Regions from separate parts of the Mus musculus genome. Here region 2 is linked to region 1. A link is a contact called in ENCODE Hi-C or POLR2A ChIA-PET data. All regions are on one chromosome and are shown on one strand. The core of a region is the stretch at or near the end of the contact, and the rest is flanking DNA. Distances in the headings are between cores, read along the strand shown. Region 1 holds the start of Rraga (Ras-related GTP binding A). Region 2 holds the start of Plin2 (perilipin 2).

Region 1 (3,159 bases), core at 386-2,885:
CTGCAAATTATTTCAAACAACATTTTAAATTGCTAATAAGTTTATTCATGATTGAAACCAAGGAGGATTTAGAAATACATTTTAATATCTTGCTGATAAAATAGTAACATTCCACCTTTGTGATCTGATAATACAGAAGATAACTGCTTTAATACTCTATTATAACCAGGTAACCAGAACACACACACATACACACACACCCACCCACACCCCACCTACTTTAGTGTTAACACCACACTAACTTTTCATAAAGGCCGTCTTGAAGATCTCTACTTGATAGCTGAGTAAATAGCGTCCAATACTAAGACTAGGGAAGAGATGAGATAGTAAGCACACGTTTCAAGCTCACTTTTAAGCACATGACATTATGAATATTAAAGACAAATGATGCAAAAAAAAAAAAAACACCGTAATTCAGCATTTTACTAAAGAGCATTTGGCATTATTTCAACGCATGAGGAGGCTGTGCTTGGGCCCATCTACTCTTTCTAGCTTCTCAAAGTGTTTCCTGGCATTACGAATGTTGATCAGAGTAGCTGCAGAAGGGATGGATGGATCTGACATGACCACCATCACGTACGTGTTTGATGTAAAGATGTCGATGAAGGCAGCGAAGTTAGAATTCCTCACTTCCATGCTCTGGAAAGAAGCGGCCAATTTACTGCAGCTCAGCTTAAACTGCTTGATGATGTTGCTGATCTTCTCAAAGCGGTGCACATCTCGCTGCTCTTTGCACTGGTAGTGGGAAATCACCAAGAACGTAGCTCTCTCGAACAGCAGAACTTCATCAGCCTCAATAATCTGGGCAAAATTCCTTAGGTTCATCTCCAGCTGCTGAACGTTGGGGATCAGCTGATAGACGATGCTGGACCAGGCTTTGTAGAGCGTCTCATCCCAGATGGACGTTCGAAAACAAGCGCACTCCAGCGGGCGAGACAAACGCCTCAGGTCTTCCTCTCGCTCTTTAAAAATCAGGTCACGTTGATCTTCCTGAACCAGATCCATTTTGTGCACCAGGCAGAAGATTTTGGCGTCAGGTGAATTCTGGAGGATGGCTTCCAGACACGATTGGTAATAATGCATATCTTTTTCCAGTTCGCGGCTCTCTACGTCAAACACGTATATCAGAACCTCCACATTACGGAAGATGTTGTCCCGCTGGCTGGTGAAGTAATTTTCCATAAAGGTGTCCTGGCCGCCACAGTCCCACAGGTTCAGCACCAGGTTCCCCAAGAATCGGACGTGGGAGTGCTCCACGTCGATGGTGGCACCCAGGCGCCTAGTGTCGCGCGCAATATAATTTGCAAAGATGATCGACCTCATGCTGGTCTTCCCCGACCCGCTCTTTCCCATCAACAGCACCTTTTTCTTCATGGCTGTATTGGGCATCACCTGCCGGCGTCGCCACGGACTGGGCCTGAGGCACGGCCTAACGGCGGACCGACCAAGGATGGGGACGGCGGGACACCGAGCACCGACCGGCAGCGGAGGCCGTGCACGCGAGCTGGGGGCAGGAAAGACCGCGGCGAGGCGAGGTCTCAGAAAACAGCGCCCGAGGCAATGGCCACAGCCGCTCCGAGCTAGCGAGAGCAGACCAGTGATGTGATCAGCTTCGGCCCGGCCGCCACCCACTTCCCGCCGGCATCTCGCGAGAACTCCGAGGGCCTGCCGCCACCCACTTCCGGTGGCGACATCGCGAGAACGTCGGCTACTCCTTTGAGACCCTTGGAATTCTAAGAAACTGCTTCTTCCATTGCAATCTAGCGCACAGCGAGTTAAAATGAAAGGGCGAGCCCACGCTGGGGTTTTGTTCTGCTTGGGTTGCCCTGGGTCTTTGCAGAAGGGGTCGAGTGAACCTGGGAGGGAGAATGCTGCCCCCGCGTGGCCAAAAGTCCTCACACGCCCACTGCCATTATCACCTCAGAGAGATAATAGTGCTGTAGGCTTGACAATCAGGCAGGTAGAGGAGCGGGGATGACAAATGAAAACCAGCAGAAAGAGATTTCGAAAAACTAATTGCCCAGGGCTAGGCAGTTCCTTACCAGGGAGACATCCTGATTCCTTGTTCTTTTTACCTCAGCTTGAGAATGTGTAATTAGAATCCAAAACTCGAGTAGAGGGTAATATGGAACACCATGCAATAGCTTCGTCCTCACGGTTACCGTGTGAACAACTGTTTTCAAACCTGAGGGGGTTAACGAGTCTGAGTGCCTTAGAAGGTCTGCTCACTTAGCCATAGGCCACATGGCCTCAAGCCTTTAAGAAGAGATAAGCAGTGTCATCCAGTAAGTTGAGGCTGAGTCAGTAGAATTACCAGGGCACGTCATATTCCTAAATTAGGACACTGCATCCTTATTGTAAAGCCCTTTCCAGGTTGTATACTACACTGTACCAATGAAGACATTTTCTCACTTATTCATTCAAAAATTGGATGTTGGGGCTAGAGACATAGCTTATCATTTAAGCCATGGTCTCCCGCACAGATATGGTGCACACACACACACACACACACACACACACACTGCTCTTCCAGAGAACCTGGGTTTGCTTCCCAGCACCACTGTGACTCCTTGAAACTGTAACTTCAGTCCAGGGGATGATGCCTTCTTTCAACCTCTGTGGGCACTGCATGCATATGATGCATAGACACACAGGCAAAATATGAATTTACATAAATAATGTTTACAATATGCAAGAAAATTCAAAAGTGGGCTGGCAAGATGGCTAAGCGGGTAAGAGCACTGACTGCTCTTCTGAAGGTCCTGAGTTCTAATCCCAGTAACCACATAGTGGCTCACAACCACCCCGTAATGAGATCTGATGCCCTCTTCTGGTGTGTCTGAAGACAGCAACAGTGTACTTATCTATAATAATAAATCTCTGGGCTGGAGTGAGCAGAGGTCCAGAATTCAATTCCTAACAACCACATGAAGGCTCACAAGCATCTGTGTAGCTACAGTGTACTCATATACATAAAAAAAGACAATTTAAAAGTAATCATTGTTGCAGGATATTTGATCACACTGAACCCTGAGAGTGTATTGTTTACTAAAAGACAAACAAAAACAAAAAAACGATTTCTAGTTGTGATGTGGCTCAGTCATAGCACACACCTTTAATTCCTCTGGTTAGAATACAGATATGCCCTTAGAACACACT
Region 2 (3,159 bases), core at 198-2,697, 94 kb before region 1:
TCAAACCTGTAATCCTCCTGTCTCAGTCTCCTGAGTGCTTTGGCTCACAATCAGCTAAACTTCAGCTCCTAGCAATCCAATGTCCTTTTCTAAAAGGTCTCAGATGACATCTGCACAGATGTGGCATACATACATACATACATACATACATACATACATACATGCATACGCATGTAAAACACAATCTTTAATAAAAACATCCAGAGCATCTTTGGACTTCCAGACATTTCTTCTTTTTCTTTTTCCTTTATAATTATACGGTGGTGTCTTCCAGTGCCTGCAATGGATTGATTCAGGCACACATATTAATGAAGCCAGTTTGGCTCTTTGGACCTTTGAAAAAGTAAGCAGCGCTTGTGTGTATGCAACTTTGGGGAAATGATTGACGTGGAGGTGAGTGCTGCCCAGAGTTCAAATTCCATAGCTCCAAAGGCACCTTCCACAAGCCCCGGTTAGTAGGGCCCAGCACTGTTGCTGTTGCTCTTATTACATATTCTGGTGACAGGGGATCTATGTAGCTAGGGCACAAGAGCTTCCTTCCTATCTTCAACTGTTCCTTCTAGTTTCCCTTGCAAGGAACTAGAAGGCCTGCACCTGTATCTTTTTCCAGGAAAGAAATTCCCTGAACCCTTATGACTCCAGATGGCTGTACAACTTTCAAGATCAAATAACCCAGTTCACGTCCCTGCCCTCTCGACAAGGATTAAAAAATGATTCAGACCACTTAAAAATATTGCATAAGTCACGATAAAGTTGGCCATCTTCCTTAGTTGTTGGCTGATATCACTAAGGAGCAATTTGGAATTGTTTTACTAAAGAAAACACAGAAGAGAGGCTCAAGCTTTGCTTGTGGAAATTCAGATCAACCTTTTAATTAGAAGCTTTTGATAAGTTGTCTCTCTTTGAGAACGGTATTTTTTCTGGCCTAGAACTCACAACAATCCTCCTGCCGCAATTTCCCTAGTGCTGGCTGGGGATTACAGACCAGAGCCGCCACATCCCATGGATGAATTGTTTACATCCATAGAGCAGTAAACCAGAAGTCCCTACAGGTCATTAACGTGTTGGAATTCCACACATCTTTGTAACTTTCTTGACTTAAAGTAAAAGGTTAGAACCCGAACTTCCAGTTTTGAAGTGGTCTTTTCTGAAGACTCTGGTTAATTTGTCTGCATTTTCCAAAACCCCAAGACGCCCTGCATCTTTGCAATGCAGCTTTCAGGACCCCTGACCTAAGTCAGACAGCAGAAGGCCTCGCCCCGGCTGGCTCCTGCTCTTCTTGTACTGATCTGGGATCTCAGGGCACTGGGCTCAGGAAACCAAGGAGGCCCCCGATATTGTGGCACCAGGTTGGGGTTCCCACGCCCTCATCCCCAATGAGTGGCCCCAGAGTCCCAGTCCAGCCCAGCACAGGGTTCAGCGGCCCCAGGCAGCTGGGCTATCACGTGGCTCGGAGGCTTGGGCGGGGCAGTCAAGCGATATTTTAACAGTCGTTCTGGCCGCTTTGCTGTGTGGTGATCTGGACCGTGCGGACTTGCTCGTCCCTCAGCTCTCCTGTTAGGTAGGTCCTGCACCAGATCTGGCCCTCAGGCCGCTGCTGCTCTGCCTGCACTGGGCTCGGAACTGCAGCAATGGGTCGGTGGGGGAGGAGGGGGGAGGGAGCAGCCCCGGGCTGGTTGGGAAAGCTCTCGCTTTTGTTCTAGAGTTTTCCTTTCTGTTTGCACGTCCTTCTGTGGTAGAGCAACTTGCATTTGTCCGGTCGAGGTTTTATTTAAATGGAAACACCTCACAGAAGAACTTATAAGGTGCATAGTGAGAATTGTCTGGGTTTCCTTTAGTGTCCCACTAGGCAGCACTGGCTGCCCGCAGGCTCTCTATGGTCCAAGCTGGGCTGAAACTCTTGCTCCTCCTCTGCCTCAGCCCCACCTCACCCTTGGAAAACGGAAGGAGATATTTTATGGGCTGCTCCTTGGTATAGATACTGCTCGAAGCTTCTGCTTTCTGGACAGTTCTTCCTAAGGAACTGGGACTTTGGATTGGAGGCAGAGCAGTCTAGACAGGTTCTGTTGCTGGGCAGAAGGCAGTTTCATGTGGGTGTGGGTCACTGGGGATAGGAGATTTTACAGTTCCCTGGAGTGACTTTCTTGAGCTCAGTCAGCATTAAGGCAGCCACTGCTGGTTTCAATCTTGTTCACAAGAGTGGTAAACACCCTCAAGTATCAGTTTGATAGTCCTGATGCTGAGAGCCCGGCATGGTGGCCTGTACCTAATACCAACACTAGTGAAGTAGAGTAGAGAGAGTCAGCCTGGGCTTTAGACAGGCAGAGACTAAGTATAGCAAGGGCCATCTTTAATTCTAGCACTTGGGAGGCAAAGGCAGGTAGGTCTGGTGAGTTCCAGGCCAACCTGGCTAGCCAGGACTGTTACAAAGAGAAATACTGTCTCAGAAAGCCTACAGAAATAAATCCATTAACTAATTAAGGGCAGGTGTTTGGGGGAATCTAAGATGTCTTCTGTTTAAATGGAATTTTCTGCCTTTTGGGTTAGCATTTTTGAGAACAGGCATTTCAGAGGCATTTCTAGTGTCCCATTTAAGAGACAGGACAATGACTACTCTTTCCTATTGAAAGTGTGTAAACAGCCCTGGAGCCTCCAGTCAGGTTGTTGGCCTTGAAAAGGGCTCTGAACTAGAGGGGTGGGGTTGGGGAACTGAAACTGTCTATGCTGGAATTGTGGGCCTGCCTAGGTTGGGACAGGAATTGGTCCTCAATGTTCTGAAACCAGTTTCTTTTCTCTCCAGGCGTCTCTTTTCTCCAGGAGGAAAAAATGGCAGCAGCAGTAGTGGATCCGCAACAGGTATGATTTTTTTTAAGTATTCGTTTCTTGGTCCTTTTTCCTTTCTTGTGATTTGAGTCATTACTATCCACTCCTCCGTGTTTGCAGAGCGTGGTGATGAGAGTGGCCAACCTGCCCTTGGTGAGCTCTACCTACGACCTTGTGTCCTCCGCTTATGTCAGTACAAAGGATCAGTACCCGTATTTGAGATCCGTGTGTGAGATGGCCGAGAAGGGCGTGAAGACCGTGACCTCTGCGGCCATGACAAGTGCCCTGCCCATCATCCAGAAGCTGGAGCCACAAAGTGAGTCTAGATTCTGCGGT

The links. Hi-C counts contacts between places; a loop is a spot of excess contacts on that map. ChIA-PET counts read pairs that join two places held with the same protein, here RNA polymerase II (POLR2A).
Region 2: POLR2A ChIA-PET joins it to region 1 with 10 read pairs in embryonic stem cell. The contact joins the promoter of Plin2 here to the promoter of Rraga in region 1. A Hi-C loop is called at or near these places in 2 of 37 maps with a recorded cell type or tissue (CH12.LX and T-helper 1 cell). POLR2A ChIA-PET finds 5 or more read pairs at or near these places in 3 of 5 experiments (Patski and embryonic stem cell).

Annotation. Positions count from the first base shown.
Region 1 is chr4:86,574,149-86,577,307 of GRCm38, reverse strand. Rraga (Ras-related GTP binding A) reads right to left here and starts at 1,635. Exons shown (of 1, transcript NM_178376.3): 1 at 23-1,635. The coding sequence starts at 1,389. The coding sequence ends at 448.
Region 2 is chr4:86,668,347-86,671,505 of GRCm38, reverse strand. Plin2 (perilipin 2) reads left to right here and starts at 1,447. Exons shown (of 8, transcript NM_007408.3): 1 at 1,447-1,561; 2 at 2,801-2,856; 3 at 2,944-3,139. The coding sequence starts at 2,827.